Linked DNA regions of Homo sapiens: regions 1 and 3 are each linked to region 2. A link is a contact called in ENCODE Hi-C or POLR2A ChIA-PET data. All regions are on one chromosome and are shown on one strand. The core of a region is the stretch at or near the end of the contact, and the rest is flanking DNA. Distances in the headings are between cores, read along the strand shown.

Region 1 (4,645 bases), core at 34-2,533, 220 kb before region 2:
GGTGAAACCCCATCTCTACTAAAAATACAAAAAAAATTAGCCAGGCATGGTGGCAGGTACCTGTAATCCCAGCTACTTGGGAGGCTGAAGCAAGAGAATCACTTGTACTCGGGAGACGGAGGTTGCAGTGAGCCAAGATCATGCCATTGCACTCCAGCCTGGGCAAGAAGAGTGAAACTCCGTCTCAAAAAAAAAAAGGAGTTATGGATAGAAAATTACTTCCTTTAACTCATTCGACAAATATTTACTGAGCATTTTCTGTCACCTTGACACTTTGCTGATTCTTCTTTTCTATTTCAATAAAAATGTTGGGCAATTATAACCAAGGAAAAGGTTTTAAGAAAGTAAATTTTAAGCAAGGTTTAGATATAAAGAAGCAAAGAGATGGAAAAGGATGCCGTTTCACATTGCAGAAAAAGTTTAAATTTTAGAACCCCAAATTGAATCTCTCCTTGACACTCTCCTCTTGGTATTCCAGGGATTAATGCTAGGAACATCCCAGTGAGCCAACATTTCCCTCCTCATCTTGGATCCAGTCCCCAAACTCTGAATGGTGCCACTTAGCAAGTAGCAATGTCTCTAATTTTCTGTAAAAGATGCAACGTTGGCAATCCATTTTCTAGCAAGAGCAAAGAGAAAGGAAGAGGCCTTCACAAGTTGCAGTTGATATAGGGGGAAGGGTGAGTGGTACATTTAAAGGTAAGAACTAAGGAAGTTGAAGGTAACAAAACTCAAGGTCAATGGAAAGTCTTAAATCCCAGAAAGCCTTCAGTCTAAGACTCAACAGAAATTGAAGTCCCAGAAATTGAAGGAACTGGTTCCACCTCATGCTGGACTGTGGCAAACCTGGGGTGAGAATGCATCCCAGCTCAGAATGTTTCTTCTTTTTTTGTCAAGAGTAATATTAGAGGCTGAGTGTATGAACAAAGCATCTTTCCTGGGATTTTAACATTGTGAGTGATCGAGGGTGCTCTTAAATAAGTTCCCCCAAGAAGCCCTAATGTTCCTCTGGATGCATGATTATACTAAGAGAATAAGAGTTTTCCTTAAGATCAGCTTGCTGATGGACCATATCAAGAACTATAAATTTTCTTATGTGAACACAAGTGTTCAGGGGGGATATTGTTAAAACTGAAACCAAGCATAAAGAAGCAAAAGTGTTTCAGTGAACCTCCTGCATTTTAGTTCAACTCTGGCAGCAAGAAAACAAAACCACATAATCTAAGGCTCACGCCCAACTCTCCGAAGCCCCATATGTGCTAGTTCCTGTGTGGTTTGCCTACAGACTGCAGGGCTGACTAGGGTTAGTTTGGAGGAGGGAGTAAGAGGTGGGGAGGAGGAGGCACAGTTAATGGATCTGTAAACTTGCACCCTCTTTCAGAGTGGTACATGGAAGACAGCACAAAGTGGATCCATACTCTGAAATGCAGTAACTCTGATGCTTGAATTTGTCTCCCTTCTTGCCAGAAAGGATTCTAATAACTCGGTGTCAAAGCCAAGACATAAACTCAACCCCTTCTCTTCCAAAAGGTATGTCATTATACAACATCTGTACATATACTCTAGAAACTTTGAACAGTTTTATAATTTGCAGAATGTTCTGTATGAGTTAATTAAAATGAATCTCACTAGTTCTCTAAATATTGCTTTTAAGTCCCATCAGCTAAGGTCTCTAAACCTTTTGCTGTGACAATGTTTGTGGTGATGGGATTTGACTTCTATCAAATGAACTGGGAGAACACTTGTTCCTTACCCAGTCCATAACACAAAAATCTCCACAAACTGGCTTCAGAAGCATCTCAGGGAAAGATTTTCGACCTTGGGATCATGGAGGTAAAATTCCACTTCACCATGGTCAGAATTTAATCCAAATTGGAAGGGATTGGAGGGGGTGGTAGAGGGCTGAGCAGTGATGAATGAACACTAGCACTCTGAGGTCAGGATTTCTCTCTTTGCTTGAATTTCTAGTTCTGTTCGCATTTTTGTTACCTGTACAAAGGACACCAGTTTTCATTCCTTTACGAAAAGAAAACTTTATGTTGAAGTGTATTTTGGAAGGGTATTGTCTCTCTTCGTACTAGCCGTTAGGCTCCATCCCTATGACTGTCTCTGGTTTAGGCGTCCAGTCTGAAGATAGCTGCTTTGTGTTCTTTGTCCCAACTCTTCCTGAACGTGAGGATTGAACATACCAACCAAAGGTTTCACTAATTTAAAATGTACTGTATTGCCCTGACAGGTATACTGTCAAAAAAAATTTACCGTATTTATCTACCTGGAATTAGGCCTTCTTAATAAAGTGTATGCAGCATAATTTGCACACTATTGAACATACACATCCCTAGATAAACTAGGAGTGGGAAGTGTTTTAGATCTAAACATCCAATGGGAAAAATTTCGTGTGTTCTCGTTATGTTATCTGAGGATGGGAAACTTCAGGTCGCAGAATCTTTTGTTCTATGCAGCAATGTTTGTCATAAACGGTTTAGTTCTTTAGTGGCTCCTTTTTGTTTCTTATTTTTGGTTTCGGAAAGAGTATTTAGCAGAAGTTACTCTCCTTTAACAATCCAGTATTTTATGTAAAACTTTATAGAATAATTTTATAGTGATTCTCTTTACAAAACCATCTGCTATTAAATAAGGAACACTGTGTAAATAGAGGACCACCTAAGTATATTTAATTTTCAAATACGAAAAAAATCTGACTCATACCCTTTTTTGTTTTTTTGTAAAAGAGAGGTGGCCCTATATTATTGAATAAAACTGCTTTTTTAGATTGAACTTGGAGTGTCTCCCATGTGGTAAACTGAAATCTTATTCTCCCCAAATTGTAATAGATTTTATCTTTTTAAAAATGACTTTACTGAAGCAGAGGAGAAGGAGATGATCAATCTATTCAATATGAAGAAATATCTCTGTTGCTAATACAATATCCTTTTGAATATCTCCCACATCTTAGGCCCTGGTGAAAATCCCTTTCAATTGTTCTGTCTACCTCGTAGGGATGTTGTAAGAATAAATGAGTTAACATAGATATGAAGTGCCTTAGGAAAAAGGCTCTATAAAAATGCAAGGCGATATCATGATTAGTTGTTTCTTTGACTCTTGATCATTTTCTTCCCACTTCTTATACAAAATGTCTCTCACTTATTTCCTGAAGCCATCTCTTTTAGAACTATTGCTTCCTAGAAGAGCTGAAAATGATCCTAGTTCCAACATATTTATTGATTCCCAGATAATAACACCCACTGGTGTTGATGACTGACAGGGTTCATGCCTAAGCTTGAGTAGAACTTGCCCTTTTTTCCTGGGTCAAGAAAAGTCTGCAATTGTTCGAAAATGTGTCAGTAAGTGTGATTCCATCACGATTTCTTAAATAAGTAACAGTTGCTGCTGGATAATCCTGGGGGCAGATGATTCATTTTTGTGCCCCTATCAAACAAACTCAAAACTTGTTAAAGAATCTTTATAAGTTGTTTGAATCAAACAATAGGGTCGCTAGGTCCCCATTTTGTCCATTTGAGGTATTTGCCCAGCATACCTTGGTCTGTAAAGAAATAGCACAGCCTTGGCTGGGCGCGGTGGCTCATGCTTATAATCCTAGCACTTTGGGAGGCCGAGGTGGGCAGATCTCCAAAAATAAATAATAATAATGATAATAACACAGCCTCATGAGTCTTTTTTTTTTTTTTTTTTTTGAGACAGGGTCTCACTCTGTCACTCAGGCTGGAGTACAGTGGCACAATCACAGCTCACTGCAGCCTCAACTACCCTGGGTTTAGTGATCCTCCCACCTCAGCCTCTCAAGTAGCTGAGACTACAGGTACACACCACCACACCTGGCTAATATTGTATTTTTAGTAGAGACAGGGTTTTGCCATGTTTCCCAGGCTGGTCTTGAACTCCTGAACTCAAGCGATTCGCCTGCCTCAGCCTCCCAAAGTGTTGGGATTACAGGTGTGAACCACTACACCTGGCCTGCCCTTTCTTTTCTCTTAAAAATTCTTAAGAAAGCATGGTCCTGTTTAACAAATAAGCATTTTACAAACATTTATCGATCAATTACTATATGCCAGGCCTGGCACTAGGCACCAAGTCCTCTTCAACAGTGTTAACATTAAGTTTCAATAAACTTGAGTCAGTAGGAATTCAGTAAATAATTTTTAAAGATTGTTTTCTTTTTAAATATGTATTTATAAACAAAAATTTTAGAGAATTAAAAGAAACTATCACGAAGTGCATGATGATAAAAGTCTTATATACTCTCCAAAGAAAATGTTAAGACATACCTTAAGGAGATAGTGAAGAACAGCCGGGCACAGTGGCTCACACCTGTAATCCCAGCACTTGGGCGGCCAAAGCAGGCAGATCATCTGAGGTCAGGAGTTGGAGACAAGCCTGGCCAACATGTTGAAACCCTGTCTCTACCAAAATACAAAAATTAGCCGGGCATGATGGCAGGCGCCTGTAATCCCAGCTACTTGGGAGACTGAGGCACGAGAATTGCTTGAACCCGGGAGGCAGATGTTTCAGCGAGCTGAGATCGTGCCACTGCACTCCAGCCTGGTCGACAGAGCAAGATCCTGTCTCAAAAAGAGGAAAAAAGAAAAGAAAAGAAAAGATAGTGAGAAAATAACTGAACATAAAA
Region 2 (4,475 bases), core at 99-2,598:
AGCTCCTGCTGAGTGAAGAAAATGGACCCGTGGATATTACCAATATAATGTGTATCTCGGAGGAGGAACACTTTGTCCAACCAGGGAGGATACAGAAAATTTCTAGGAGATAACACCTAAAGGAAAAGGGGAAGGGAATAGGCAGAGGGCTCTCAGACATTAATGTGTGTGTTGTGAGTAAGGAAACTGTGCAGTCATGAAGTGATAATGGGTCTGGAGAGGCCTTGGATTTTACCCTAAAGGTAGTTATTGACTGAATTTAGGTGGCGAGATACCCAGAGGTCAAATTTGCTCTTCAGCAAGAAAGACTGCTGTGATACAGTGTACAGTAGGGAGATAGGGAGACAAGTCAAAATATTTCTAATTCTCATCACAGTTCCATCTGAGATGTATTGATTCAAACACTATTAAATAAAGTAAGTCAAATAGAGGGGACGACAGATAGCAGGGCAGTGAGGTGCTTTCAGATTCCCTGCAGCACCATCTCAGCACTGTGCTCTAACGTGGGGCTGAAGCCCTGACTTACAATCTCTAGCTGTGGGGAATGGAGCACGCTGTCTTGGACAGAAGTATTGGGTTGACTGTGAAACTAAGGGGCCAACTTCCAAATAGTGCCAGCTTTCTGACAGCGGTGTAGATGCTGGTCCCAGATGAGCCTCTGCTGGGCTCGCCATTGCTTTGAGCACCTACACACACATAGGTAGCTCCAACCTTGAGGAGCATTCCTTCTGCGTTTGTTTGTTCATTGTAAAATGAAGTTGCTGGCCATTTAATATATATTCCTATATCTCTGTATTCAAATACATGAATATATATTTCAGAGAGAGATTCCATCATGGAATAAATAAAATATTTACTGCATTTACTAGCAACTTGCTATGAATTGATTTTGAAGAGACTGTTCCAGCCATTATGGGGGAATGGATTGGGGAGGAGCAAGAGTAGGAACAGAGAACCAGCGAAATGGCCCCAACAAGCAAGAAGGACAGCAGTGAAAATGAAGAATTATGGGTAGATCTGAGAAACAGATTTTGAAAGAGGAAATGATAGGACTTGCTGATGGGCTGATATGAGGGGTTGGGTGAGAAATTCATGACGGATGTCAGGGTCTGACCTAAACACCTGGGTAGGGGGTGATGCCCTTGATTGTACAAAGCCTTAATATTAATAACCACTTGCCTTTATTGAGCATGTGTTTGGTATCCTGCCCTGTACTAAGAGTTTTACACATACTTCATTTAAACTTCAAAAGAACCCTATGAAGAAGGTGTTGTTATTGTTCCCAGTGTTGGTTGAGGAAGCTGAGCTCTGAGGGGTTGGGCTGCGGGCCTAGAAACAATAGCTGGTGAAAGGAGGAGCTGGATTTCCACAAGTCTGCCTGTGCCACTGTTTCATGTGGCATCTTGCTATGAGCATACAGTTCATAGTGATTTTTTTCTCTTTTCAGGGTTGTGGTTTTTTGCACTGAATGTAACCTAGACTCATCTTCACGGGCTTGTGTTGCCCCAGGTACTGTCAAAGGTAAGTTTTTAAAATATATATCTACCATGTATTGGCAATAGTCTTCTTAAAAAGAAGAAAAGTACTTTTTCAAAAACATTGTTGCCCTTTTACCAAGTTCTTACAGAAAGATATTTTTAAGGTGACCATCATACCAGCCCCTTGCTTTCCTACTATATGGTAGGTGCCTTTTAAAAGCACTGGTATTTAGATGGATACTGACATTTGGTGCCTCATGCTAGAAAGCTACAACTTAGTTATTAGGATTATGTGAATTTTATGTGAGTGTTCCCCTAGCGTCTCTGTCTCTCACCTTTCCCTGCTGCGGTCTGTAGTCCACATTACTGCCAGGGTTCACTTTCTGAATGATAGATTTACTCAGGTCATGCCTTTGCTTAAACAGCCCTCATGGCATCCAGTTGCTGCAGATGTTGTCCCACAGATCCCTTCAAACCTAATTCCAGTCAACATTTCTGGTTGCTTTTTTAGTGAATCCTTATCTGTAAGCCTTAATGGACCATTTTCTTTTCCCTAGATATATATATAGTATTTTTTCGTGGCTTTGTGCCTTGGTTGATGCTTTTCTCTTTTTAGAGCTTGGAAGCAGGGAGAAGAATGTGACTATCTACTCTTCTTGTTGTATTTTTCCTGTTATCTTCTTCTCCCAAACTCCCTTGGCAGAATTTCTTTTTCATCTGTATTCTAAGAGCACCTGTTGTTATTACAGTAATAAATTATTCAATATTTTATATTAAAGTTGTTTATTTGTATCTGTCTCCTTTACTAATATATAAACCCTTTGAGACTGCTTGGAAAGGAGCTAACCTATTTTCAATGCCTAAAAGAGGCCCCCACAAGCAAGAAAGGATGACAGCAGTGAAAATGAAGAATTGTGGGTGGATCTGAGAAACAAATTTTGAAAGCAAAAATGATAGGACTTGCTAATATGAGGGGTCCAGGGTAGGATTGCTAATATGAGCTAATATGAGGGGTCCAGGGTAGGATGATAAATTGATGATGAATTTCTCCCCAACCCTTTGCTAGGCTTATGTGCCTAGTGTATGCACCTTGTCTCTATAGAGACAGCCACTTACCTGAAGACAGTAGCCATAACCATAGCCACTGCTAAGGTCAAAATACTGTGTGGCCTATGGTTTTTGAACCTCCAGTTCAGCCTCAGTAGTATAGAGAAATAAGATAAAATGCTCTTAGACACCTTGCTAAGAGTTCTACACACATTGTTTAATTTAGTCTTTATAACACCTTTTCCTGCACAGCTTTATGGATGAAAATATCAGGATTAGAAAGTTAAATAACTTGCCCAAGACCACACAGCTAATAACTGACAAAGAAGAACGGTTCTACATTTTCAAAGCCACAGCTCATTCCAGCATAACACAGTATCCCAGCACCATCTGGCATGTGATAGAGGCACAGTAAATGTTTATTGAATTGATATCTATTGCATTTTAAAGAAAAAGCACTGTCATTGATTAATTCAGTCATTCTTACATAGAAATTTATTGAATACATATTAAATGCCAGGTACACAGTTTTGAGTAGACTGAATACAGAGATTAACAAGATATAGCGTCTGGTATCAAGGGGTTGACAGTCTAATCCTTATCACATAGAGGAATCTATGTGAGTAAATAAATCCAATAAAGTGTTACAGATCCCATAATAGAATTCAAACAAGATCCACTGGAGGCACTGAGGAAGGAATCATTATTTCTGCCTAGAGATGGATCAGGAAATAGTTCATAAAAGCTGAGCCTTGATTGGAAAGTAGGGTCTCCCCTTGTGGCACCAGAGGAGGGAAAGGCAGAGGGAGTGATAGCAACAAAAACATGGAAACCTGAAACAGTCTGCCATATTGGCAAAGCTGTAAGATGTTCATTACGGCTGGAACAAATGGAACAGAGACCAGGCAGACGAGGCTGGAGAGACAGGCAAGGGCTGGATCCTGGAGGGCTCTTGAAAATATTAACATATTTGGCAATTTTCCTGGAAGAACTTGCACAGGTACTGTAGGACATTACTTGTATTTAGTTCTTAACATTTGCTGAGTCCTGTCATGTGTGTAGCAAGCACTGTGCCAGGTCAAGACTATCCACCACCTACCACAGGTCACAGACTGGTGACTGCTCCAAGTTGAAGTGATGTGCAAAAACAGAAATTAAACACTTGTGTCGGTCGGACACGGTGGCTCACGCCTATAGTCCCAGCACTTTGGGAGGCCTAGGCGGGCGGATCACTTGAGGTCAGGAGTTCCAGACCAGCCTGGCCAACATGGTGAAACCCTGTCTCTACTAAAAATACAAAAATTAGCCAGGCGTGGTGGCACGTGCCTGTAGTCCCAGCTACTTGGGAGGCTGAGGCAGGAGAATCGCTTGAACCTGGGAGGCAGAGGTTGCAGTGAGCTGATATTGCACCACTGCACTCCAACCTGGGCAACAGAGCAGGACTCTGTCTCTAAATACATACATAGATAACATACATACATACATGCATACGTAAACACTTGTGTGTTGTCTCATCATCTCATGAGGGGACATGACTTGTCACTTTGGCATGACTTGTTCACCCCTCTAGTTTTCATGTAAGTGGGCTTTGCCCTGACTTTTTTGTGACTCTGTTAGCACTGATACATTAGACTTTGTCACTTCTTACATGGAACCCTTAGTTAACCGCACACTTCTGCATTGCCTACCTTACTTACCTTCTGTTTTGTCAAAAGGAAAGTAAAGTTGCCCTAGACACAACCATAAGCCATGCCTTCAAACAAGAATGTTATCAAGGTTTGTTCAAGAAACATTGAAAACTAAGGACAGCTCCAAAACAACAAAAAATGAGAGCAAGTGAAATAAAGGACAAAGATAAAAATGGGTATCAATATGACATTTAGTAAGTGGGCACATTACATGGTTTTAATCAGGAAAGATTTTTAGAAATAAAAATTGACTGGAGGCCAG
Region 3 (4,682 bases), core at 940-3,439, 170 kb after region 2:
TTTGGGTAATCGGCTGAGCCTTCACACTAGCAGTGACGTCTGAGTCTTAAAGAATGAGTCAGAATTTTCTGAGCACACCAGATTAAAAGTGCCTTCTAAGCAGCAGGAGCCTCATGTGCAAGGGGCAATAATATCTAGAAGAACATAGCATTTGGGGGAAAGGCAGTTACTCTGAATAATTAGTTAGAGCTTGTTGAAACGTACACACAAATGCACACACACTGTCTTAGAATAGAAAAGAAAGGAACTAGACAAGAAGTATGGGACCAAATTTGGAAAAGGTGTTTGCTTTGCTTAGGATTTGGGACTTGGCCCTATGGGCCAATCCTTTTCAACGTGGTTTACAACCATTATTTGGGTTGCTACTTAAAGACACAGTTCCCAGGTCTCCAGTCTTCTGTGACAGGTGGCTTTGGGACTTAGTCACCCCCGTGTGATCTTTATGTGCACTTACAGTTTGGCCACTGCTGTAGACAATATACTATTAAAGATTTTTCAGCTGAGTAGTGATGTAGGAAAATTTAAGGTTTAGAAGATGCTGGGTGCAGTGGCTCACACCTGCAATCCCAGCCCTTTGGGAGGCTGAGGCAGGCAGATTGCTTCAGCCCAGGAGTTTGAGACCAGCCTGGACCACATAGTAAAACCCCATCTCTACAAATTTTTTTTTTTTTTTTGAGTTGGAGTCTCACTCTGTTGCCCAGGCTGGAGTGCAGTGGCACAATCTCTGCTCACTGCAACCTCCGCCTCCCAAGTTCAAGTGATTCTCCTGCCTCAGCCTCCCGAGTAGCTGGGACTACAGGAGTGTGCCACTATGCCTGGCTAATTTTTGTATTTTTAGTAGAGACGGCATTTCACTATGTTGGCCAGGCTGGTCTCGAACTCCTGACCTCCTGATCCACCCGCCCTGGCCTCCCAAAATGCTGGGATTACAGGCGTGAGCCACTGTGCCCAGCTTTTTTTTTTTTTTTTTTTTGAGGCAGAGTCTCTCTCTCACTCAGCTCACTGCAACCTCCACCTCCTGGGTTCAAGTGATTCTTGTGCCTCAGCCTCCTGAGTAGCTAGGATTACAAGCATGCGCCACCACGCCTGGCTAATTTTTGTATTTTTAGTAGAGATGGGGTTTCACCATGTTGGCCAAGCTGGTCTGGGACTCTTGACCTCAAGTGATCCACCCCACCTTGACCTCCCAAAGTGCTGGGATTACAGGCGTGAGCCACCGCGCCCAGCCTACAAAAAATTTTTTTTAATGATCCAGGCATGGTGGTGTGTACCTTTAGTCCCAGCTGCTCAGGAGGCTGAGGTGGGAGGATAGATTGAGTCTGGGAGGCGAGGCTGCAGTGAACCACGATCAAGCCACTGCACTCCAGCCTGGGCAACAGAGCAAGACCCCGTCTCAAAAAAGAAAAAAAGAGGAAGGGAGGGAGGGAACAAACAAACACTGGAAGTAATATAGAGGACATGTTTGAATGGCAGGAGTACTAGAGCAAAAGAGTGCAGTTGCAGGACTAGTACAGGAGTCTAGGTAAGGCAGCGACAGTGGGAATTAACCTTCTTGTGGAAGTCACCTCTGATCTTTTCCTTGCATAATATGATGATCTGTTCTCTAGTCTCTTCTTACTCAGTGTATCAGCAGCATTTGACAGAGTTCCCCTCCTTTCTGAAGCACTTCCTGTGTTTGGCTTTTGGACACCTACTACACTGGTTCTCCATCTGCCTCTCCTTCTCCATCTCCTTTACGAGTTCCTCCTCAAGTTCTCAATACATATTCAGCAGAATGTCCCAGATCTCAACCTTCGAACCTCTCCTCACCATCTGTAGTCAGTGCCAGGTGATCTTACCAAGTGGAATGACTTTAAGCACTGAATTCCAAAATTGTGTCTTCAGCCCACATCATTTTTCCTCAACTCCACAGACTACTCATAGGTTGCCTTACAGGTTAACATGTTCAAAACACAGCTTCTGATCTCACCCCACACTGCCCTCAAAAACATCCCCTTAACTCCCAGCAAATGGCACTCTCATCCTATAGGAGTTCAGGCCAAAAACCTTGGAGCTCGTGACCATGTTCATTGCATCAGTAAGACTGCCCTTCAAACCTTTATCCAAAAGCGGATCCTTTTTTACCACTTTCAACAGCACAGGCCCTGGCCAAGCCACCGCCGTTTCTGTCTAGGTTATTGCAGTGACTTCCTGCCTGTTCCCCACCCTGCCTCGGCTCAACATTTGCCTGTCTCACGTCTGAGTCAGACTGATTCTCTGACACCGCACTGTCCAGTGTGATAGCCGTCAGCCACATCAGCCCTTGAAATGTGGCCGCTGGACTGGAAGCACTGAATTTTAAATTTTATTTTAATTAACTTAAATAGCCACGTCTGGTTCATAGTCACTGTGCAGACAGCACAGACGTAGAACGTGTCGGCGTTGCAGGAAGTTCTGCACAGCACTGTGCTAAAACAAAAGGCAGGTTGTGTTACTCTTTCAGCGGGAATCCCCTCGTGGCTGGTTCTCTCGCTGAGAATGCAAGGCAAAAGCAAAGTCTTTACTCTGGTCTTTGAGGTTCCTGGTGATCCCACCTCCCCACAAGTACAGGTCACTGTCCCATACCTTCATGCTGCTCCAGCCAAGTGGCCCCCACACACCAAGCATACGCTTAGAACATCCTTCCCAGATGGCAGCATGGCTCAGTCTTTATCTCCTTCAGCTCTCTGCTTCTCTGCCACCTTCCCTAGGAGCTTTCTCAGGGCAGCTACGTACAGTGTGCAGCCTGCCCTGTCACTCCCCCACCCCCCGACCCGCTTGCTCCTTGTCTTTTCTCCCTCTCTGCCCCGCGCCTAGGAGTATAATAAGCTTCACAGTGGCAGGGTCTGGGCCTGCTGTGTTCACTGCTGGAGCCTGAGCAGGGCATGTATTTTGAGCTCGGTGACTATATATCAAGTCATGGGAAGATGCATATCAGAGTGATTTCAAAAGTGGAATTGTTGGGAAAGTTGCAGTTAACTTTGTGTGAGAGACTTGGGTACTACAGATCTCTTTATGACCAAAGTGTCTGCTCTACCCAAAAAAGAAAATTACTTGTGTTCCCTCCATTTTTGAATTTTGTTTTATTTATTTAATGCATACTGGGAGCAGAATATTAAATATTGGATTATTCTGTCTTTTCCCAACATTTCTGTATTTCTAAAAAATGAAGCAGTTGGGTAACTCTGAAGAAAGAAAAGGCCAGGCACGGTGGTTTACTCCTATAATCCCAGCACTTTGGGAGACCAAGATGGGCAGATTGCTTGAGCCCAGGAGTTCAAGACCAGCCTGGGCAATATGGCAAAACCTGTCTCTAACAGAAATACAAAAAATTAGCCGGGCATGGTGGTGCATGCTGTAGTCCCAGCTACTTGGGAGGCTGAGGTGAGAGGATGACCTGAGCCCAGGAGGTTGAGGCTGCAGTGAGCCATGGTGACACCGCTGCAATCCAGCCTGGGTGACAGTGATATCCTGTCTTAAAAAAAAAAATGAAAAAGACAAGATAACCACACACAGTTTGGATAGCGGAGAAACAAATTCTTAAAGAAACCTCCAACCCAAATACAATGACAGGAATTATTTTTACTAATTCCCTATTCAGACACTATTCATATACAGGGATGCTTTTCACATTATTGCACTCAGGGTCACTAGAACCTGATGTTAACATTGTGTCCTTGAATTTTCTGCTGTTGCTATGTAGCATTCACGGTGATCATAATGATGTTTCATCAGGTAGATTTACCTTGATTTACTTAACATTCCCTTCCCCCACTGTTGAGTATTAAATTGTTTTTAATTTTTCCCTGTTACAAATAATGCTGCAGAGAAATCCTTATACATAAACCCTTGCCCACATTTTTTCTAAATTTAGTTGCCCAAAATGAAATTTCTGGGTCAAAGCACATTAATATTTTAAAAGGTTTTGATAAATACCAGATTTTATATTCCTTTTGACCACATTATAGGGGCAATCAGTAGTTAATGTAAACATAGAAGATACTGAGGCCGGGCTCAGTGGCCCATGCCTGTAATCCCAGCACTTTGGGAGGCCAAGGCAGGTGGATCACCTGAGATCAGGAGTTTGGGACCAGCCTGGCCAACATGCTGAAACCCCATTTCTACTAAAAATACAAAAACTTAACTGGGTGTGGTGGCAGGCGTCTGTAGTCCCAGCTGCTCAGGAGGCTGAGGTAGGAGAATGGCATGAACCCTGGAGGCGGAGCTTGCAGTGAGCCGAGATCGTGCCACTGCGCTCCAGCTTGGGCGACAGAGCAAGACTCCGTCTCAAAAAAAAAGCCAGGCATGGTGGCGCACACCCGTCTGTCGTCCCAACTGCTCAGGAGGCTGAGGCAGGAGAATCGCTTGAACCCAGGAGGTGGAGGTTGCAGTGAGCTGAGATTGTGCCACTGCACTCTAGCCTGGGCGACAGAGTGAGACTCCATCTCAAAAAAAAAAAAAAAAAGGATGACACTGAAACTTCTAAGATTTGTTACAAATATTCCGGGCCTTGGGTTTCTACCATGCCTGTTTCCTCCAGTTACTCAAATACAATATTGAGAAAGTAACATATTCCAGCAGGCTTTTGTCCTGACTTTAAATTGCTGTCATTTTGCACCTGCAGTGCTTTGTTAAATGCCATATCGATTGCAACAAGATCTTTA

Evidence for each region. A loop is a pair of places that touch in the nucleus more often than their neighbours do. ChIA-PET counts read pairs that join two places held with the same protein, here RNA polymerase II (POLR2A). Pooled maps may share reads with other maps.
Region 1: a loop to region 2 is called in a map of natural killer cell, with 2.1 times the contacts of the local background. The contact joins the promoter of GRAP2 here to the enhancer-like site in region 2. A Hi-C loop is called at or near these places in 1 of 168 maps with a recorded cell type or tissue (natural killer cell). POLR2A ChIA-PET finds 5 or more read pairs at or near these places in 2 of 52 experiments (HepG2 and T-cell).
Region 3: a pooled map shows a loop between it and region 2 (3-fold over the local background). The contact joins two enhancer-like sites. A Hi-C loop is called at or near these places in 1 of 168 maps with a recorded cell type or tissue (gastrocnemius medialis) and 5 of 50 pooled maps. POLR2A ChIA-PET finds 5 or more read pairs at or near these places in 1 of 52 experiments (activated T-cell).

What each region holds. Positions count from the first base shown.
Region 1 is chr22:39,899,801-39,904,445 of GRCh38, forward strand. GRAP2 (GRB2 related adaptor protein 2) reads left to right here and starts at 1,284. Exons shown (of 8, transcript NM_004810.4): 1 at 1,284-1,530.
Region 2 is chr22:40,115,608-40,120,082 of GRCh38, forward strand. It overlaps a transcript of TNRC6B not described here. Among named protein-coding and RNA genes, the nearest start is that of TNRC6B, 60 kb to the right of the region's middle. Within about 2 kb of position 1,349, at least 2 of the 41 ENCODE cell types and tissues checked have a DNase peak (open chromatin) inside an H3K27ac peak, as active enhancers do.
Region 3 is chr22:40,287,887-40,292,568 of GRCh38, forward strand. All of the region lies in intron 12 of TNRC6B (trinucleotide repeat containing adaptor 6B), which reads left to right. Among named protein-coding and RNA genes, the nearest start is that of ADSL, 56 kb to the right of the region's middle. Within about 2 kb of position 2,190, at least 12 of the 41 ENCODE cell types and tissues checked have a DNase peak (open chromatin) inside an H3K27ac peak, as active enhancers do.